Regions from separate parts of the Mus musculus genome. Here regions 1 and 2 are each linked to region 3. Evidence: chromatin loops called from intact Hi-C (ENCODE). Cell type or tissue: heart. All regions are shown on one strand. Each heading gives the region's core, and the rest is flanking DNA. Links, peaks and the distances in the headings are about the cores only.

What was found. Hi-C counts contacts between places; a loop is a spot of excess contacts. Peaks named below come from ENCODE experiments on the same cell type or tissue, not always from the same donor. Only the 100,000 strongest peaks of a DNase experiment are listed, where the experiment ranks them.
Region 1: a loop joins it to region 3, with 2.5 times the contacts of the local background. A loop is called at or near these places in 8 of 42 quality-filtered maps.
Region 2: it touches region 3 in a loop (4-fold over the local background); 3 of 42 quality-filtered maps call a loop at or near these places.

The regions. Positions count from the first base shown.
Region 1 is chr8:25,152,688-25,159,738 of GRCm38, forward strand. It overlaps Tacc1 (transforming, acidic coiled-coil containing protein 1), which reads right to left. Exons shown (of 13, transcript NM_177089.5): 13 at 1,865-7,051. It overlaps Mir8108 (microRNA 8108), which reads right to left and starts at 6,546; the gene lies at 6,438-6,546. In heart, for the core only: no CTCF peak of the experiment used is centred there; DNase peaks (open chromatin) are centred at 3,594 and 4,434; H3K27ac peaks cover 255 bases.
Region 2 is chr8:24,820,700-24,827,750 of GRCm38, forward strand. Adam5 (a disintegrin and metallopeptidase domain 5) reads right to left here and starts at 3,670. Exons shown (of 21, transcript NM_007401.3): 1 at 3,241-3,670. The coding sequence starts at 3,295. In heart, for the core only: a CTCF peak has its summit at 2,913 (motif pointing right); no DNase peak of the experiment used is centred there; H3K4me3 peaks cover 1,105 bases; H3K27ac peaks cover 596 bases.
Region 3 is chr8:25,097,561-25,104,611 of GRCm38, forward strand. Plekha2 (pleckstrin homology domain-containing, family A (phosphoinositide binding specific) member 2) reads right to left here and starts at 4,251. Exons shown (of 12, transcript NM_031257.3): 1 at 4,100-4,251. It overlaps 5830408C22Rik (RIKEN cDNA 5830408C22 gene), which reads left to right and starts at 4,619. Exons shown (of 2, transcript NR_155282.1): 1 at 4,619-4,651. In heart, for the core only: CTCF peaks have their summits at 2,276 and 4,273; DNase peaks (open chromatin) are centred at 2,391, 2,711, 4,281, 4,651 and 3 weaker places; H3K4me3 peaks cover 3,974 bases; H3K27ac peaks cover 3,962 bases.

The sequences.
Region 1 (7,051 bases), core at 1,611-5,610, 55 kb after region 3:
TGACTCACTGTTCTATTGCTGAGACACCATGACCAAGACAACTCTTATAAGAGAAGCCATTTAGTTGAAGGCTTGTTCAGCATTTCAGAGGTTCAGTCCATTATCATGGAGGGAAGCATGGTGGTGACAGGCAGGCAGGCAGAGGTACTGCAGCACTGACCGAGAGCTTTACGCTCTGATCTCCAGGCACAAAGACCCTAGCTTGGCAGGGCCTTTTGAAACATCAAAGCCCACCTCCAGCGACACATTTCCTCAACAGGGCCACACCCACCTCTTAACCCTTCTAATCCTTTCAAATAGTTCCAGTCCCGGGTGACTTAAGCATTCAAATATTTGAGCCTATGGTGGTCATTCTTCTCACCACCACCACCACCACCTATCCCATGAGACAGGGTTTCTCTGTGTAGTCCTGGCTGTCCTGGAACTCACTCTGTAGACCAGGCTGGCCTTGAACTCAGAAATCCACCTGCCTCTGCCTTCCAAGTGCTGGGACTAAAGGCGTGCGACACTGCTGCCCAGCTATGGTGGTCATTCTTATTGAAACCACCACACACTCATGCACATAAAATAAGCAAAAACTTAAGACAGTACAGAGCATGATATCTAGCCTAGACTTGGAACTGGGTCTGGGATCGAAAGCCAGACTCTTCTGTCACCGTAATATGGGCTAGCAACGTCATGCTTCTGGACCATGTAAGCCAAAGGGAACATGCGCTTCCGGTGTGGCCGCTTTTAGTACACACATCTCAGGTGGGGTTTGTGATTTTAAGAGAAATTAGATAGAGCCTGTAATCCAACATGCAGGAGGCAGGATCACAGCTTCCAGGATGGTCGCAAGGAGTATCTTGCCTCATAGGCAATGCTTCTAAAAGAGAGTCTTGGGAACTCAAGAATCTCAGCTCCCTGCTAGTATTCTCTACCTAAACGAGGGGCCTATGTGCTCTCCCCAACCAAGGCTAAACTGTTGCCTCATCCTTCCATGCCAAAGACTTCTATCAGGCAAAGGGGCCTTCCTTTGAGACAGAGTTTCTCCATGTAGCCCTGAGTGTCCTTGAGCTTTGTATGTAGACCAGGCTGGGCTCAAACTCACGGAGATCCACCCGCTTCTAACTCCCAAGTGCTGGGACTGAAAGAGTGCACCACCACCATGCCTGGCTCCTACTTTTGACTAAAACAAAAAAAACAAGATGGTTTATCTAAGGCGGCAAATTTTCATCTTATCTCCCCAATAATGCTAAGAAAATGAGACCTGTTGTAGCTAGCATTTCCTCTACAGCCAGAACACACTGGTGAGAAGGACAAAGTGCCCTGCACTGCCCCAAAACCAGAACCACCACAGGCTGGCGAGTAGTATGCAGAGCCTCAAAATAAGCAGGGAAGGGAGTTCCTGATTCCTCTGCTATCCGCTCTTCTCTTCCAGTTTTACCCTGGCCCACCCCTAGATGGAGAGCCCGCCCAACTAGTGTGTGTAAAGTCCTTACTCAGACCTAGGAAACGCATGAAGCACCAGCTACTTTCTACCCAGCTCCTGCTCACCTGGGCCCTTCCGAAAGTTGGAGAGCTTGGAGCAGCTTTGCTTCTGCGGGTTTGAACAAAACGCCAGGGTGGACCGACTTCTGGCGAGACCACAGAGCACTCAGCAAAAGTTGTGTTGCACAGATGCCGTCATGGTGGTTTCTACAGCCGAGGTCGGAATTCCAGAGTTTGTTTTATTTTCAATTACATGCCCAATGAAATGCATGAAGCCCCGGAGAACGAGAGCAAGGAAATGCCACGCTTTCTGTATTCAGACAGAAATCCGGAGGCTTCAGTAAACAGTCATGGGTAAGAAAACTGACGGCCAGGGAAGACAACACACCCCGGATGCAACAGTGGTAAACGGTTTTTATTCAGGCAATGAAACATGGAAAAAATATATTAGTAATTATCATAATAATTTCTTTTGTGTGAGTATAACTTTTACAAATATTTACCTGACATATAAAAAGGGAAATTACTATGTGTATAAAATCTATGAGGATGATTGCTCCACACAACACCGTCCTGACAGCAGGAGTCAAGGCAGTGTGTGCCTCCCTCCACCTCCACCCCAGTGAGGGTCTCCTCACGCACTCCAGGGCACGAGGAGGCAGGGGAGGGGCTGGGGTTGTTGGGACACAGTGGGAGCAAATGTGCAATAAACACTTGGCACGTTAGTACAGTGGGTATGTATTGGCAAACACAGACTCGCTAACAGCAGGACTGGAAAGCTGACCGATGCCTTGGAGACTTAACAGGGTGCCTGAATCCTGTCCCAAGGACTGCAAGGGTCAAAGCCAAGGCTGCGGGTGTGACCGTCACACTGCCCTGTATCTGGTCTGGATGTGGTTTCAGAGTTCAGATTTCTATGTGTCCATTTGAAAGATTACAAATAGTAGAATCAGTTACTATTAACTGAGGGTGGGAAGCATTTTTGCTGGGCCTTCTCAGAAACTACGAGAAGGCAGGGGCCTAAGAGAGGCATCCTGACAGTTGGTATTGAAGACACCATACAGGGAAGGTTCAGGCCAGACCTCAGCCCCACACTTGGCGGCCTCTGAGTGGTGAAAACATCACACAGCCTACCTGAGGCCAACATGGCAGCAGCATCTCCAAACTAGAACTATAACTGGGGTGTGTGTGTGTTTACATAAAGCTGGAACCGCGGCGCAATTAAGAGAGTCATTCCTCAGGAATCTTATTTGTCCAAATCTAACTGCATGCGGAGAGGCACGGACAGGGGGGCTGCATTCAGATGGAAACTACGAGAAGTGCAGTCTATGCAGTGCCAAGTGCTTGCCTTACTCTGTTCTAGCAGAAGGCCTATGGAGAGGCACTGGCTCTATATGCAGTTCCCTTTTCTCTCCACACAGGAAGGACTTAGTAGTAAATTTTTCTTTTTTTTTCCCCCAGAACTGGGGGGTGGGGGGGTGGAGGATGACATCCAGGGACGTGTGCATGCTGAGCAAGTGTGTCACCAACTGAGCTACATCCCCAGCCCTGTTAAATTGCTTAAAAAAAAATCGTAACCTGGAGGCCAGTCAAACCTTTCCTGGACATCAGGAAATAAATTCATTATTAAAACTTTTTGAAAGGTGATTTCTTCAACCTTTGGCTTGGTGTTCTGGGACTCCCAGACCCTATCTGTTCATTAGTAAGTAAATAGTAATCTGTTACCTTTAAAATTCTCTATAATAGATACATCTTTAAATTCCTTGCCTAAATCATTTACTCTTTCAACATCTATATTCTCTCTTCCCAAGAAGACTTTAAAAAAAAAACAAACAAACAAAACCTGAGAGGGAGCTTAGAGGGCCACAGTCCTACAGAGACACAGCAGGAACAGCTGAGCAGAGAGATCATCTGAAATGGAGCCCCGGGGAATTGGGAAGGGGGCTTCAGAAGGGCCACGCCACTTTCAATTCAGCATGCCCTGAACTTAGGCCACAGATCCTAAAGAGACTGTGAGCCGCAGAGTGCCCTTTCTAGCCTGCGCCATCTTTGCTGAAAGGGAAGTCTTTGGCCTGCCATGCTCAGCCCAGGGCTGCCCAGTGAGCGAGCGATTGAGCAAGCTTTTGTACACAGGCATGTCTGCAGGGGGAACAGGGCCACTGGCTGGAAAGGAAGTTTAGCGTTAAGCTATAACCCTGAAATCAGGGATTTCATCCCATCCACTCTGGGCCTCCCAGCCCTGTGCTTCAGGACTTCCTAATTTGGTCTGTTTCTCAAGATGCCTGAATCCACATTAGAGCTTCAGAGAATATGAAGTGTAGGGGAATTCCCGGTCTCCAAACAGAGCGAGCACTGCTTTCCGACCCACCGTAAGCTGGGTCAGTCTGTAATGCTGACGGACAGGTTAAGAATTGCCTGTACTTTGGCAAAGCAGAACTGAAGAAACGGTTCTCAATGAGATCGTCTAATATCCCACAAGCCACTGTGAGCCTTTCTCCTGTGTTTTATATCTTGTTTGACAGTGCTGGGGATTGGCAACAGTGCCTGGCACATGGTCGGCAAACGCTACCACCAGACACAGCTTTCAAGTCTTTGAAAACAAGGGCCCCACGGTATAGCCCAGTCGAGGCCTGAACTTTTAGTCCCTGCCTCTGCCTCCAGGGTGCTAGGGTTATAGGCATGTGCCACCATGCCTGGTCCCCCCTTCTAATCACCTAACAAAGAAGCTTTTGGCCCCTAGCGTGTGTTGAAGACGACTTTATATTTTTTACTCTCCAGGGTGCTAAAAAGCTTTTTAGGGCTTATATAATTAAAACAAAATAAATAAATAGACTTTACTCTGCCTAGTATATTTTCTTAATTTGCCAGTTGTGCAAGCTACATTCTTATTCTTGGCGGAGGATCTTCGAAAGCTGGACGTTGTGAACATTTTCCTGGTAATGGTGATGACTAAGAGGCCACTGGCAAACACTGCTTAGAGGGCTAGTTCATGTCCCCTGTACGGCAGCTTCATTTAGCAGGGCCTGTTATTCAAGGCCCGTCTGCCAGTGTGCAGGGAGGGACAGCCACTGCTCCTCTCCTATGCCTAACATACAGCACAGCACAGGACACTTTAAAAATATGCATGCTTAGAAAGATGACAGGGGAAGATACAGTTCCATGATAAAGCACTTGCTTAGCATGTTCAAGACCCTGGGTACAATCTCAGTACTATTAAAAGAAAAAAAAAATCAGGGAACAAGAGATTTCCGATGGAGACCCTCTTAAGCTTTCCATACTGAAAATAAGTCAATATAAAATGAGCGCACACTGATGCCGCCGTAACACTAGCAAGAATTCCTGCGTTGCTTCTTAAAATGCAAAATTAACTTCCCTTGCGGAAGACGGCTAAGCTGACATTGGTTATGACCCTTGAAGACACTTGAACATGACACTATGTCTACTGCTATGGGCTTTGCATTAAGCCACTGTGACAAAATTCAGAGCCCAAATGATTGTCAAGCCATTTCTCCAACCACAGATAACTTCTGTCTGCTTGTGGGTTGTTGGGGTTTTTTTTCTTCTTTTTTGTACAAAATGTTAAAAGACAGTAGGCCTCAGAATATAGCCTAACCTAAGCACCGGTTATAATAAATGCATATTGACAAAAATGTGATTTCTAGCTTGAAAAGACATTACTCACTTCCCTGGGGCTAAAAGTTACAGCACATGGCAACACACTGCTAAAGGAACACTGTTTTTAAGATCTATGGAGGTTCTCCATGAGGCACAATTCATTGCTGAAGTCGGCTCATGCAATGGTTTTACAAGGAGGGATATGCCTGTGTGCTAAATAGTGCACATTTACCATGAAGACACAGGGTATAAGATTAAGGCAAAAAAAAAAAAAAAAAAAAAAAAAAGGCATCAAAACTTGAGTGGACTTGACTTTGCCTGTTAGATAGATGGAAAGAAGTCACTAGCATCAAAGAGGGAAATGTCTATTTGGGGATTAACGCCCTCAGGGTAAGTCCAGTCTGAGTTCATAGAATTTTGCTTTGTCTTGTGGACCTCCCCCCCTGCTCCCCTTCCCAGCATTCAAGCAGTCTTTGTTTAGAATATTCCCAGGGGCTGGTTTGGAGAACGAGCCAGAGGACTCTTTACGGCCGGCCCGTTCTGTTTAAAAGCCCATCTCCAGTATGAAAGCAGTTGCTGTTGCTGTTATTTTTAAGTCTCTAAAAGGGTGCCGTGCCTTTAAACAGGGAAAACCTAGGCTCTTCACTCTCTGGCTGGTAATGTGGGCTTCTGTCATCTTTTAACAAGATCAACTAAACCTTTCCCACATCCCACTGGTGTGCGGTTCAAATAAATAACAGAAGTTGACTTTGCTTTAGAGACTCATCGGCCCCGGGGTGGACGCATGCATCCAAGGCCAGCTCTGAGGGAGGCCACGCTGCTGCTTTTGGTATGAGCATAAGGGACCATGCTGAGGTCCTGGGGTATCCAAACACCGGGGCAGCAGACAGCACGGCAAATCTTCCTTAGCCATGAAAGCTATGACCCCTGGCCCTCGTATCCTCAGCCTTTCCACCCTGACTCAAGGTTTGGTTTGGGTGTTTGATTTCTAAGAAAAGGACTGTTTGCCTAGTGCACTGCTGTCCTTAAACTCTGGGCTCAAGTGATCTTCCTGTCCTGCCTCCCACTAGCTGGGATACCCCATGCTTCCACTCACTCCTTGTTTGAAGCAAGAACTCACATAGTCCAGGCTGGCCTCCAAGAGGCTATGTAGTTGAGGGTGACCTTGGACTTATGGTCATCCTGCCTCCACCTCTGGAGAGTTGAGATCACAGGCATGCACTCCAATATCCAGTGTTTGTAGTTCTGGGGGCCGAACCCAGGGCTCTGTGTACCGGAAGCACTCCCCAGTAGAGCTAGGTTCCCAGCCCCTACCGAGTCTGAAGCTGGCTTTTAGACCTAGGGCTCTGTTTCAAAATAAGAGCCTACATTTCTTTCTGTAACTACGCTCCTCCCCAGAGGGTCTTATCTGGATATGCCTCAGGGGAAAAGCGGCAGAATGTAGAGAACACATGCATGAGTCCGTCTGTAACTAAAAGGGAGTTCGGAGCCCCAAGTGTTAGTGACGATGACTCAGACTGCCCCCTTCAGTAAAACTGCTGATACTGAAAACTTAAAACATTAACTAGGTCATAAAAACATCAAACAGGAGCTGGGAAGATAAACCCACACAGTTGCCACAAAATTAGAAATGTCACAAACTTGGGAAAAGCAAAGACGACGACGACAGCTAGATGAACTCAGGCTGTAGAAGCACAAGCCAGACCCAGCAGCAGCTCTAACGGGAGCTGGCAGCCAGGTCGCAGGGCAGAGCTGTCTTGTGACTCCCTCTCCACCAGCCAGGCCGCAGCAGCAGCAGCAGCAGCAGCAGCGGCAGCGCAGCGGCGAAGCGGGGACGATGGCAGCAGCAGGCATGTGCTTTGAAACAATTACTTCTCTCTGCAAAGGGGGGTGGGGGGCATTATTTCTGGATAAGGCAAGATAATGTGGTCACGACAGAAGCAGCCAGACTCGGATCTGCACAGCT
Region 2 (7,051 bases), core at 1,371-5,370, 280 kb before region 3:
AGCCAGAAGATCCTGGACAGATGTTATACAGACACTAAGAGAACACAAATGCCAGCCCAGGCTACTATACCCAGCCAAACTTTCAATTACCATAGATGGAGAAACCAAAGTATTCCATGACAAAACCAAATTCACACATATCTTTCCACGAATCCAGCCCTTCAAAGGATAATAACAGAAAAAAAAAAAAAAAACAAGGACAGAAACCATGTCCTAGAAAAAGCAAGAAAGTAATCCTTCAACAAACCTAAAATAAGACAGCCACAAGAACAGAATGCCAACTCTAAAAACAAAAATAATAGAAAGCAACAATTACTTTTCCTTACTATCTCTTAATATCATTGGACTCAATTCTCCAATAAAAAGACATACACTAACAGACTGGATACACAAACAAGATCCAACATTTTGCTGCTTACAGGAAACCCATCTCAGGGAAAAAGACAGATGCTACCTGTCTACTACTCTGAGGAGAGTGAAAGGCTGGAAAACAATTTTCCAAGCAAATGGTCTGAAGAAACAAATTGGAGTAGCCATTCTAATATCAAATAAAATCGACTTCCAACCCAAAGTTATCAAAAAAAGACAAGGAGGGGCACTTCATACTCATCAAAGGGAAAATCTTCCAAGAGGAACTATCAATTCTGAATATCTATGCTCCAAATGCAAGGGCAGCCACATTCATTAAAGAAATTTTAGTAAAGCTCAAAGCACACATTGCACCTCACACAATAATAGTGAGAGACTTCAACACACCACTTTCATCAATGGACAGATCATGGAAACAGAAACTAAACAGGGAAACAGTGAAACTAACAGAAGTTATGAAACAAATGAATTTAACATATCTCTACAGAACATTTTATCCTAAAACAAAGGGATATACCTTCTTCACAGCACCTCATGGTACCTCCTCCAAAATTGACCATATAATTGGTCACAAAACAAGCCTCAACAGATACAAAAATATTGAAATTGTCCCATGCATCCTATCAGATCACCATGGACTAAGGCTGATCTTCAATAACAAAATAAATAATAGAAAGCCAACATTCACGTGGAAACTAAACAACACTCTACTCAATGATACCTTGGTCAAGGAAGGAATAAAGAAAGAAATTAAAGACTTTTTAGAGTTTAATGAAAATGAAGCCACAACATACCCAAACTTATGGGACACAATGAAAGCATTTCTAAGAAGAAAACTCATAGCTCTGAGTACCTCCAAAAAGAAACTAGAGAGAGCACACACTAGCAGCTTGACAACACACCTAAATGCTCTAGAACAAAAGGAAGCAAATTCACCCAAGAGGAGTAGATGGTAGGAAATAATCAAACTCAGGGGCAATTCAACCAAGTGGAAACAAGAAGAACTATTCAAAGAATCAACCAATAGAGGAGCTGGTTCTTTGAGAAAATCAACAAGATAGATAAACCCTTAGCCACACTCACTAGAGGGCACAGGGACAGCATCCTAATTAACAAAATCAGAAATGAAAAGGGAGACATAACAACAGATCCTGAAGAAATCCAAAACACAATCAGATCCTTTTACAAAAAGTTATACTCAACAAAACTGGAGAACCTGGATGAAATGGACAAATTTCTAGACAGATACCAGGTACCAAAGTTAAATCAAGATCAGGTTAATGATCTAAACAGTCCTATATCCCCTAAAGAAACAGAAGCAATCATTAATAGTCTCCCAACCAAAACAAGCCCAGACCACATGGGTTTAGTGCAGAGTTCTATCAGACCTTCAAAGAAAATCTAATTCTAGTTCTTCACAAACTATTCCACAAAATGGAAGCAGCTTATTTATAATAGCTAGAAGCTGGAAAGAACCCAGATACCCCTCAACAGAGGAATGGGTACAGAAAATGCGGTACATTTACACGATGGAGTACTACTCAGCTATTAAAAAGAATGAATTTATGAAATTCCTAGGCAAATGGATGGACCTGGAGGGCATCATCCTGAGTGAGGTAACCCAATCACAAAAGAATTCACATGATATGTACTCACTGATAAGTGGATATTAGCCCAGAAACTTAGAATACCCAAGATACAAGATACAATTTGCAAAACACATGAAATTCAAGAAGAATGAAGACCAAAGTGTGGACACTTTGCCCCTTCTTAGAATTGGGAACAAATCACCCATGGACAAAGACAAAGTTTGGAGCTGAGATGAAAGGATGGACCATCTAGAGACTTCCATACCCGGGGATCCATCCCATAATCAGCCTCTAAATGCTGACACCATTGCATACACCAGCAAGGTTTTGCTGAAAGGACCCTGATATAGCTGTCTCTTGTGAGGCTATGCCAGGGCCTGGCAAACACAGAAGTGGATGCTCACAGTCAGCTATTGGATGAAACACAGGGCCCCTAATGGAGGAGCTAGAGAAAGTACCCAAGGAGCTAAAGTGGTCTGGAACCCTATAGGTGGAACAACAATATGAACTAACCAGTACCCCTCTAGCTGCATATGTATCAAAAGATGGCCTAGTCAGCCATCATTGGGAAGAGATTCCCCTTGATCTTGCAAGCTTTATAAGCCTCAATATGGGGGAACGACAGGGCCAAGAAGTGAGAGTGGGTGGGTAGGGGAGTGGGGTAGGGGGGAGAGTCTGGGGGACCTTTGAGATAGCATTTAAAATGTAAATGAAGAAAATATCTAATTAAAAAAAAGAATAGTATTTATTCACTGTTTTTAAAGTCATTTTTCTGTAGTTCTACAATATGTGAAATTATAAGCAATGCAAACAAGAGCAAGACTTCAATTTAAAAAAAGAAGAAGTTGAGTGGGTAGGGCGGTATTGAGGATCTGAGGGAGGGGAAAGAATATGAAAAAAAATAATAATTAAAAATTTTAAAAGAAATTAGTCGAGAAAGACTCTAGAGGGCAGCAGTTGCCAAGCCAGGAATTTAAACGGAAAACAAAGCAAAACAAAAAAACAAAAACCAAAACAAACAAAAAAGTCAGTTTCTTTGTAGTGATGAATTGAGTCAAGACTACCATTTACATACATGGTAACAGAATTGGGAGCCCGGATACCATTCGTTGTTATCTAAGTTACAGATAAGAAAGCATTCCCACTCCGGGAATGCTTTGCAGCCAAAAGGGAGCAAAAGGAAAGCAAAGCTAATTCAGTGAGCAGGGGGCTGCAGACTTCGCCTCTGCCCCTCAAAAGCCAGAAGCTAGAAGCCTGTAGCAGCTTTGATCTCTGTACTCACTCTGGCCTGCCTGCAGCCCTTTAAGATGCAAAAAGAGCAAAAGAAGGAGGAACATGGCTCCCTTGGTGGTCTTGGAGCTTTGCTGCGGAGCAACAGGCTGGGCGGGGCGGGCGTTGTGTCCAGTAACGGAAGCTCTGGGCCCTGAACCTGCAGGGTTGTCGCTAGGGAAACCAGAGCAGAAAGGGCTGGAGAACGAGATAGATGCATAGATTCAGGTACCAACCATCCTGCTAACTGTAAAAAGGAAGGTGGATGCCTGCAGGTTTACTCTTCAGGCTAGGAAGAGCTGGTAAGGATTTTCTTTGTATCATTTATCATGTCTTTTAAAAAAAATTTACACATCACTGAGGAAAAGATATCCGAAAATATTCAGGTTACTGACGGCAGCCACGCATCTTCCAGGATACTTCGGCGTACTGTCCCCAGAATTGAGAACAATAAAATGTTGCTAACATGGCTGATCGTTTTTCATAGCTGCATACACGACACCCCCTAAAACACTCGTTGGTCAAGCACAGACTTTCAAAACATTTTCTGCGAGATCATATTGTCACCCTCTAATTCTGCAGCCCTGCGTTTCTCCTTGTATTGGTCTTTTAAAGGTGTGGATATATAAGCTGAAGTAATTACAAGAGCCAGGAAAACGGAAAACAGCCATGGAGAGAGGAGGGGAGGAGCCCCAGAGAGCGGGATGGTGGGACATAGTTGCTATGAGAGGGTGAGGCAAGAAACTTAACTGAGAAAAGGAGGCAAAAGGAAAGATAAATAACATTAAGAATATTTTCAAAAATCTCTTTCTGATTTAAGGCTTTATTATTTTTTGGTGGCCCATTAAAGGTGTAGTAGAGCAGAAAATAGAGAACTCAAGACAGAACTTAAGTTCCATAGAGGTTCAAAGGAGAAAGAAATGGCAGTAAGAGTTCCAGAATGGAAAACATACACTTTAATTGGAAATTATCGCTACAGTATTTTGAATATATTGATTAGGATATTGAAAGTGGACTGGCCAGGGTTCTGATAGTGGAAGAAACACCCTAACAATCAACTTAAAAAGAGAAAAGGTCTCTGTCTCTCTCTGTCTCTCTCTCTCTCTCTCTCTCTCTCTCTCTCTCTCTCTCTCTCTCTCTCTCTGGTTTCTCTCTCTGGTTTCTCTCTCTGGTTTCTCTCTCTCTGGTTTCTCTCTCTCTGGTTTCTCTCTCTCTGGTTTCTCTCCCTGGTTTCTCTCTCTCTGGTTTCTCTCTCTCTGGTTTCTCTCTCTCTGGTTTCTCTCTCTCTGGTTTCTCTCTCTCTGGTCTCTCTCTCTCTCTGGTCTCTCTCTCTCTCTCTCTCTCTCTCTCTCTCTCTCTCTCTCTCTCTCTCGTTTTGGAGATTCTCTCCTATGGAGGCTTGCAGTGTTGTTTTGGGCCACCATGGTAGAAAGTTAGTGGGAGCAGGAAGCAGAGGGAAAGGCAGGGCAGTGTTAGAGTTTCATCATCTCCTTTAAGAGTATGGCTCAATGGTCTCAGTCTTTCCATGAGTTGTGCAGTCTGGGCACTAATATTTATCTCATGAACGTAGCGGACGCTCATGCAATCTGAAGTAGGGAGGAGGGTGGAGTAGAACTTACTCTATGTGTTACCCTGTAGCCCTTTCACGAGCTTGAAGTTCCTTTCTCCTCTATTGTCTTTTGCACTTAGCAGCTCAACCTGGACCACATGTTAATATACAAAATAAAGTAATGAGCTATTGATGTGTCATAGGAAAAAGAAAAAGAATATTTTTAAAGCTACAGGAGACATTTTATATACTAACTTAAAAATACATATCATATATGCATATTTAGATTTTTTTCTATTTTTAGTGGAGTTATATCACAGTGAGTGATAATGCTTTCCTCAAGAGATACAGACAATCTACCAAAAATCCTAATATCATGCAATGGAGAATCCTTTGCAGTTTTTGGTCAAGTGGGCCCAAGCCCTTGGTTGCCTTACAGGATTTGAAGACAGAATCCTATTGCTGAAAACACCACACTGTGAACACAAGGCCTTGTTGGATAAAAGTAGATCTGCCCTGGAAGCTCCTCCTTGGGGCTGGGGTCTCACAGTATCTGACAGTGTTCTGCAAGCTCCCAAAGGGGTAGAGCAACCACGATGACCAGCATGGCAAGACAGCCCTCAAGTTCAAGTGTGGCACTTTTATATCAACAGCTGTCTAGTAGGAAGACTTAAGGCCCGTTCAATAGGAAGGAATTCTAGCTTGGTAAATTTGGTATAGACCTAGCTAAGTAGCCACGGCTGAAGAGACTATAGACAGTAGAGTAGAAGAACCTGTACTACAATTCTCTTAAACCAATATAATTTCTAAGTGCATCTAGATACTCATCTGCATACTCACGGGTAAGTAAAGCTCACATCCCTTATCAAAGAAGCTCCTTTTTGCAAAGAGATGGAGACTATGATAGGAATCCACTGCCCAGCCCAGGTTGGCTATTCAAGGGACAGCATGACATGGTTCCCACCCCTGAACAGAGCCATCAGAGCATGCATGGGCCTATACAGGTGTCAATGGTTGCTGAGGGCATAATGCTTGTTTGTATAATAATGTGCATATTTTCATGTTCCGCCTTCAGGGAATGCTTCTGCTGTTAAGATTAAAGACTCCCGAGCCGGGCGTGGTGGCACACGCCTTTAATCCCAGCACTCGGGAGGCAGGGGCAGGCGGATTTCTGAGTTCGAGGCCAGCCTGGTCTACAAAGTGAGTTCCAGGACAGCCAGGGCTATACAGAGAAACCCTGTCTCGAAAAAAAAAAAAAAAAAAAAAAGATTAAAGACTCCATGATAAGCAAGAGACAGGTGAGGGTGCCTCTAGGTTCTTAGCAAAAAAAAATGGAAAACACTAAGGCCTTCAGGACAGCTCTTAAGGCTGTGGGAAAGAACTCTGAAAACATGTGTTCAAAAATAATATAATTTCTCAACTATGCAAAATATAAGGATGCAATATAGATGATATAAGGGGCTTCATGGGCCTAACAGAACAGAGGCAGCTGCCCTATGAGCCAGCTTCTCAGAAAGATACAAAGGCAGGCAGATTCCTGAGTTAAAGGTCAGCCTAGAACAGAGCTCTTTTGAGCCCAGGCATGGTGGAAATGGTAATCCCACAACAGGATCCCACCCAGCTAGCTTATTGTCTATGCTTACAAGGGCAGGCAGATCTCTGAATTCATTTGCCATGTGTGCTTGCTTTCTCTAGGGGCTAGGGTCATGGGATGCTGGTTCATGGGATAACCAAAAGGGAACCTGGGGTAATGACTGAGTTGATATGTAAATAAAAGCCTGGGATTTTGATTTGTAAGAGATGAGTTATCCAGAGAGTTTTTAGAATTGTAAGAGAGAGAGAGAGAACTGTCTGGAGAGAGAGAAATCTGGAAAGCTGCCTAAAGTAGAACATAGGCCATCAGCTTGAAACCCACAATTTCACCTCAAGCCGTTTTTTCCACCATTCTCAAACACCTCTTCTCTCAGACTCCCCCTCTCCAAGCCAAGGCCGGTCCTCAGCAATCCACAACCGGTCAAATGCAGAAAACAAGTAGCTTCGGGTGCTCAGACACAACTGATACATCTGCAATACTTCCATGGGGAAGGGGGCATCTGTAAGAGCAAGAGAATCAGGACTCCTGCCATGAGACCGTGTCCTCTAGACATGACAGGTGAAGCTGAGTCAATGAGATCTCAGCATTCTGTTAACCTAACCAAGTCCTGAATAGTGACAGCAGTCATTACCCTAGTGTCGATGGAGGGAAGGAATTTTAATAAGCCTTTAATAAATCTGG
Region 3 (7,051 bases), core at 1,931-5,930:
GGCATGAAGTGAATTCAGTTGGTGGGGGTGGGGTGAGGGTGTGTGATGAAGTTGGGGAAGAGGGGGAGGAATTAAAGGGAAGGGAATGGATTTGATCAAAACAAAACACAGATGCATGAATAAAATTCTCAACAACAACAACAAAATTATGGTTTGGGCCAGAGAGTAGCTTATCTGTAGAATACTTGCCAATGTGGACATGCCCCTATTCCACACACACACACACACACTTGGGCATGCACACACACACACAAACACACATACACACACATGTAAACGTATTTAAAATGTTTCAGTAAGAAAATGCATTTTTTAAGATTCTTTTTTTTGTTCATATTTAGAGATTTCTCTCACATTAGTCCATGTTAATAAGACAGGAACTTTCTAGAATTATAACTAGTAAGAGCTTAGATGGTGGTTCTGGATTTGCCTCCCCTTTTGTCCTCCAAGAGCAGAAGATCTGGAGAGACAGCCCCAGTGGCAGTAGTGAAGACTCTGACCTGGATCTGTTAAACTCATAAGGAGAAAGTGTACAGGAAATGACATCAGAGGTCTCAGACAGGACCTGGGTGTGGAGGTAAGAGCAGCAGTCACGATCATGCCGCCTTCATATACAGTGTGCCCACAGATCGGTAAAGCCTCAAAAATAAATGCTAATGGCCCTGGGAAAACAAGAGCACACAGCACAGCCACTCTGGAGGTAATCCCTTAGCCCGGCCACAGGGTAGACAGAGCCCGAGAGTTTCCAGAATCCAGCCACAGTGTCCTCACATTTTGCATTGGTCACTAGAGCAAATTCCAAACTGTGGCTGGAGGAGGAGTAACCCTGAAGAGAAGGGAATGTACCGACCCCGGGTCCTGTGTCCCCAGCGGAAGCCTGGGTGAGGAATGCAAACATCTTCAGGAATGGGGAGGTTCAGAAAGAGGGCTGCCAGTTTGACCCTCAGACAGCCTGACCTCCTCTGGATCCCAGGATTTTGGGGGAGGAGGAAGATACAGAGCCAGGGAGAAAAATTTAAAGGACAAGAACATTGATTGGAAGGAAGACAAAAGAAGACAACACCAATGAGATATCTGAAACCTTCTGGACCTCTCCTCTCATCTACATTGGGAGAAAACACAGTTGGAGGGGCCGCAGGCAAGAAATAAAGGCTCATCAGATCACCTTCCCAGAAAGGTCCTTGAGCGAGAAGGCAGGCAGGCAGGCAGGCAGGCAGGCAGGCGGCCACATCTGGGATATAAATAGCCTGGAGAAGCTGAGCTCCACAGAGCTCAGAACCTGAAAGCCCCCCTACTCAGAAGACACTAAGCAACAGGCTCACTGCAGGCAGGGTGGGGGTGGGAGGGGTAGAGGTGGGGGGTTGGGGGGATCTTCCTCCGGGACTGCACATGAGAAGGAAGGCACCCATAGTTACGTGTTTCCCCTCTCTCGCCTGCCCTCCTGCAAAGTGTACACTATGGCCTACGTGTGTCTGTCTGTTCAAACCCTGTCTCTAGATTTAGGGAAGGAAGAAAGGCTGGGTGTGGCGAGGCTTAGATAAGCAGGTGGCAAGGATCAATATTTGTAGTTTCAAACTTTTGCAGAGAGAGAGAGAGAGAGAGAGAGAGAGAGAGAGAGAGAGAGAGAGAGAGAGATCCATGACCACCAAAAAAGAATCAGCCGACCTCCATCACCCATCCCCATAGCACAGGAAGCTTTAAAGGGTTTAGAGTGAAGAGAACCTGGGTTCAAACATGGACAAACCGCTGGGCTCTCCTGAACTTGTTTCCTCATTTGCAACAGAGACAATCACTCTGACGACTTAAATAAATAATGTGTTGGAAATTCTTAACTGCTAACCAGTAAACCCCGGGCCAAGGAATGGGGAGGCAAAGGGGCTGTTTAAACCTGTGTGTTCGATGGGAAAGCATGTGTTTTGAGATTCTGGGAGCCAAGATTTGGATCAAAGGTCTTCCAGATACAATCCCCCAAAGGATGGTGCCCATCTTCCCAGTCTAGCCAATCCTTTCTCTTGGTTACTGGCTTCTGCTGGGCAGGGCAGGGGTTTTTCTCTCCCCACAGCCTGTCACACTGCAATAATGTTTGTTCTGCTTCCTTCCTTTCCAAAGCCTAGCAGATTAGATTGCTGAGTCCTATCCCGCTTAAACCAAGACAGACAAGAAAGTGAAAGTAAGACTGCCCAAACTGTTCATGGAGGAGAGATCTCACAAGGGGAGCGCTGTGCCCAGCCCAAACTCCTAGCAACCAAGGCCCCCTGGAGGGGACAGAATAAAGAAAGCCTCCTTGCTTTCTGAGACCCAAAAAGCGTCAGCAGTCTACATCCAGTTCAATCTGAGCCATCTAGCCGGCCACAGGGACATCGCCCAGATGTGCACCTGTATCGACTCGAGGAAGTATCAGCGGGATGCACACATGGCCGTGTTCCTGCTCCTTGGTCGTCTAGTGTTGTAGCACACACCTGGGAGCAAGTGCAGGACTGCTGCTCTCCTGGGGTTTGGTGGGCCAGCTAACACTTGTCTCCCTCCCTCACCCCCTCTGGGGCTGGAGGGTAGGGGGGGTCAGGTGAGGGGGGGCTTTGCAAGGCAAGCTCTCTATCTGGAGATACATTCTGCTGTCCCTTTCCCACATCTGCAGAGTTGCTTCAGCAGCAGCCAACAACCAAACCCTGTGTGTGTCCAGGATGGATTGTGTCCCTCAATAAAAACCCCAATCCCAAGAGATCTGAGCTCTCTTCACGTCACTGGGATGACATGAGGGAGGTTGCAGGCCCTACTTCCTTTCACACAAGGGAGAAGCAGCAAGCACTAATGTAAGGGAAGAGAAGGGTGTGCCATCTCTCCACCAAAGGACAGGCAGTTCCCAAATTGATCCCGGGTAGAAATTCGCCAGTTAAGAGGTAGGTAAGACTCCCATGTAAGCCAGCTAAAACTCCACTAAGGGTACCAGTAATCTGTAAAAAGACATCTGCAGATACAGCCAAAGGACTCATCAGTCTAAAGACAATAGCTAGAGAAACGTTGCCTGACACAACCTGAGGCCCCACCTTTCTTCTGTTTCTTCTCAGTGATAGCTTTCATTCATTTGCTCAACAAACTCTACTCTTCTTAGAACCCTGCCTCAGGCAGCACCCAGGGAAAGCTAAACTCTGCCAAGGCCACTGATTATGCTTCAGAAATCCTCCTCTGGCTTCTCCAAACACCAGGGACTCCAGTTTGATGCTCTGCACAGCCAGGGTCCTTCACTAGTCTGACAACTCCCTAAAGACCCGGTGAGCTGCTGGCCCACTGCTAACTCAGTACGTTCTTATTACCAAGTTATTATCATTATTATTAACAAGTCACTAGATGCAACCAAGTTGAAGATAAAACTTCTACCCTTCCTGTGTCTTCTGCTTAGCTGTTGCTGGAAGCGTTATACTCCTCCTGGAGGGGGGTGGGGGGGTGGAGGAGTGGGAGGCAACAAAGAAAGAGTGGGGGATGGGGGACAGCTAATCAAAGACATTAAGAACACTAGCACAATTTTGGAACTTCAGCCTCTACTGCAAACCAAAATGCTCCCAGGAGCCGCAACTGGTTCGTTCTCCCCTGCTCCTCCTCTAGTGTTTATGCGCCTCTGAAAAACTCTTAATTGAGTCCAATCAGGGACAGAAGGAGTACAAACGGAAGATGTTCACGAAGGAAGGAAGCCTTAAAGGTGAAAGACTCGGGGCAGGGCTGCCCAGGGCAGAAGGTGTACAAGGGTGCCCTGGTCATGCCCTGATACTTTTTTTCCCTTCCCACACGACCTGGCCCCATCTCTCCTTTCTTCTTTTCTTTTCCTTTTAAATTTTAAGTCTCCATGGCTGAGCAGAACAGGGAAGCGCGGACGTTAAAGGGGACAGCCTTTTGAGGCTTCCCCTCGAAAGGGTTACCTAACCTGGAACCGACCTACGTTTTCCACCAAGTCACCTCCATTGCCAGGAATCCCAGAAGCCCATGGCGGGAGCAGACGAAAGGAGGAGTCTCCCCAGGGTAGCATTCTAGGCCCGCGCCAAGTTAAAAAGGAGTGAGAAGGAGAAGGAAGAGGCTCCAACACCCAACTCGTGCCTGAGGGACTTGCCTGGGACGTTCTCTGCGCTCCTCCCCTACCCGCTGCCCGGGCAGTCCTTGAGGGGCTACCACCCCTGTGCTTGAACCTCGGAGAAGTTTCGCCGCTGCAAACGTGAGAATCTGCAGCTCCACAGGACACCGCCCCCACACGCCCCACCCCACAGCCCGACCCCTGGCGGTGGCGACCTTGGTCACCCAGGAGGCGCCAGTGCACTGGAGGAGGGGCTGCATTTGGGGCTTTCCTGGGAGCTAGGGGAGGTGGCCCATTGGGCCACCTCCGGTCGCCGTCCACCACCCGGACTGGCGCCACCAAGCAAACCCAGCCGCCCTGCTCCCCTCTCTGCCCTCCGCGCCCGGACCCTTGCGCCTCTCTGCCCGACTCACCGCGCTCTGCGCAGCAAGGGTCGCATCGGGTCCCAGAGCTCTGCGCCTCGGGGCTTCGCTTCCCGCCTGTCCTGCGGCACACTTCTCCCTTATCCTCAGCTGTCCTCCAAGGCCGTCTCTCGACTCTTTTTTTCCGGGTTAATTTCGTTTCACATTAAAGCAAAACCCAGCCCCGGATGTGAGTACAATGCTCCTCGGGCCTCCAGGGGGGAGGAGAGGGGTGCGGAGACCTCGAGGGGACAGCAGCGGGGGATGGCGGGGGGGAGGAGGTTGGTGGGATGTAACCCGGCTGCAGCAGGTGTCCGCGATGGGGTGCTCGACCGTCACGTCCCGAGCCTACTTCTGCGCACTGTGCAGCCGGCCCAAACCGCGGCTGCCCGGAGGGCGAGGGGGCGTTGGGAGTTTAGGGGTGGAGAGAGGAACGCATCGCCCCCTGCGGTCTAAAGTGCACCCCCCGGAGCTAAGAGGGTCGCCAACGCCCTGACCCAGCTTGCCTGGCCCTTCTTGGAGCACGGAGAGAAGTGGGAAAGAGAAGCTGGATTCGATAGGTTCAGCCTAGGGTGACCAGACAGAACTCCAGCGCCCTCGCCCTTCAGTCACACAGCAACCCGTAGGTATCAATCCGGTGCTGGGGCCGATGAGGAAACCGAGACTCCAAGACATTAGGTAACTTGTTCTGGGTCCCCAGTCAGTAGAGGGCAGGTCTGTCCGGTCTAACGCAGGCCTCCCTCGTGGAGACATTGACATTTAAATATAAGTAACGCCAGGCAGACAAAGTGGACTCAATTTTACGGTAAAATTGTCAGCCCAGGGACCGAGCACCGAGAGATGCGGCTTTGGGGGCTGGGGGCGGGGAGGAGGATGCTGATGTCAGCCGTGTGGGTCCAAGGTACTCGGAGTGTGTAGTGAAAAAGTCGCCCCCGGAAGCTCTGCAGGACTAGGCCTGGCTTCGCGGGTGGGAAGTACGGTGCGAGGCAAAGGCAGCCTGGCAGCCTGGGGGCTGAGGGCTGCAGCCAGGTGAGCCGGCAGGAAGGCGGGACGCCCGGCAGCACACGCCCCGAAAGCTCCCCTGATGAAACCGCAGGCGCTTCCTCTTCTATTTTGATAGCCAAAGCGAAAATGAGCCGCCCAGTTCGCTCAGGTGTGAAAAAAAGACGTTTGCTTTAGAACATTATGCTCTGAATGAGGAAGGAAAAGAAAACGAGGTGGGGAGAGGGGAGCCATTTCCCTTGAAATAAACATCAACGTCAATTTTGTACGTTTGAGGAGGTCCCTTGCCCTGCATTGGGGCTTCAAGTAGCATTTCTCCTAACCGGCTCCCATTCCTTAGGCAGCTGGTGACCCGTGACCCCGCTCAGTGCCTCAGTTTCTATATCTGGGTCAAGCGAGTCAATTCTTGCGGGGTTTCCTTCCTACACAAAGGTGCTATGTACTTTTTTTTTTTTTTTTTTTTAACGAGATGGTCATTTTTACCGTAAAATGGAGGCTGCTCTAAACCATCAGCTCAGGTTAAATTTGCTGAATGAGTGCTGCCCAAAACTCCCGCTGGGGTGATCGCTAAGCAGCAGTGCCGTGGTGCTTCGGATTTCACGGTATGGTTCCTATTAAAACCCATAAAACGGCTCCTGTGAGGCCTGCCTGACTCACCCAGTCACAGACCCACAAATATTTTCTGAGCACTACTGTATTGGCTGCCTGGCAGGCAGAGAAGCCAAAGGCCTCAGTTTCCAACAAAGACAAGGTAGGAACCTGTGTGTACCCTTCTGGGCCGCAGAGAAATCCGCCTTCAATATCCTGAAGAGCCAGAAGAGCCTCTGTGACAGGTAGTGAATCTCACCGACTGGTAGCTTTGAGTGAGCCTCAGCACAGTTGAGGTCAGCTTTACTCCCTGGGGGAGAGCAAGACCCGGAGCTGAGGAAGGCTCATACTTCACCGAGAGCCTCCTTACTGCTGCCTCCGGGAGTAGACGATAATTTCTGCACGGAAACCCCTTCTAGCATCCTGGTTTCCCCGGCTTCTCAGATAACCCCTTCACGTCCTCTAACAAACACCTCAGAGCAGGGCTTCAACTCAACTTGTCTGTCTATCTGTCTGTCTCAAAAAATACATATACCAGACATGACACCATTTTAACCAATTTAATGTGCACCCGTGGTAACATCCAACGTACTGTTCATCTGTGGCCACTGTATAGTTCCAGACAATTTCCATCCTCTCTCTTTTCTTTCAGCCTTAAGTAATCACTAATTTGCTCTCCACCCAGTCTACATATTTGGGACATTTCACACAATGGAAATCAAAGGACAGCGGCATTTGTATCTAGCTTCTCCAGCCTTTAGCATCTCTTGATAAATTCATTTTGAAATATTTTCCTTATCTTGACTTTATTCATCTGCTTTGTCCCACTGCACTAAACCAACGATATGAGTCTCACCTGTAGAGATAAGGACGCCAAAGACTGTTTCGGGCACCTCCCCGGATCAGAGCAACATAAGTTCCAAAATCTGATGAAGATTTTGCGGCTAGTTAGTGGTCTCAATTCGCTCCAGAATATAGGGCTTAACTACTCCTAGATTCT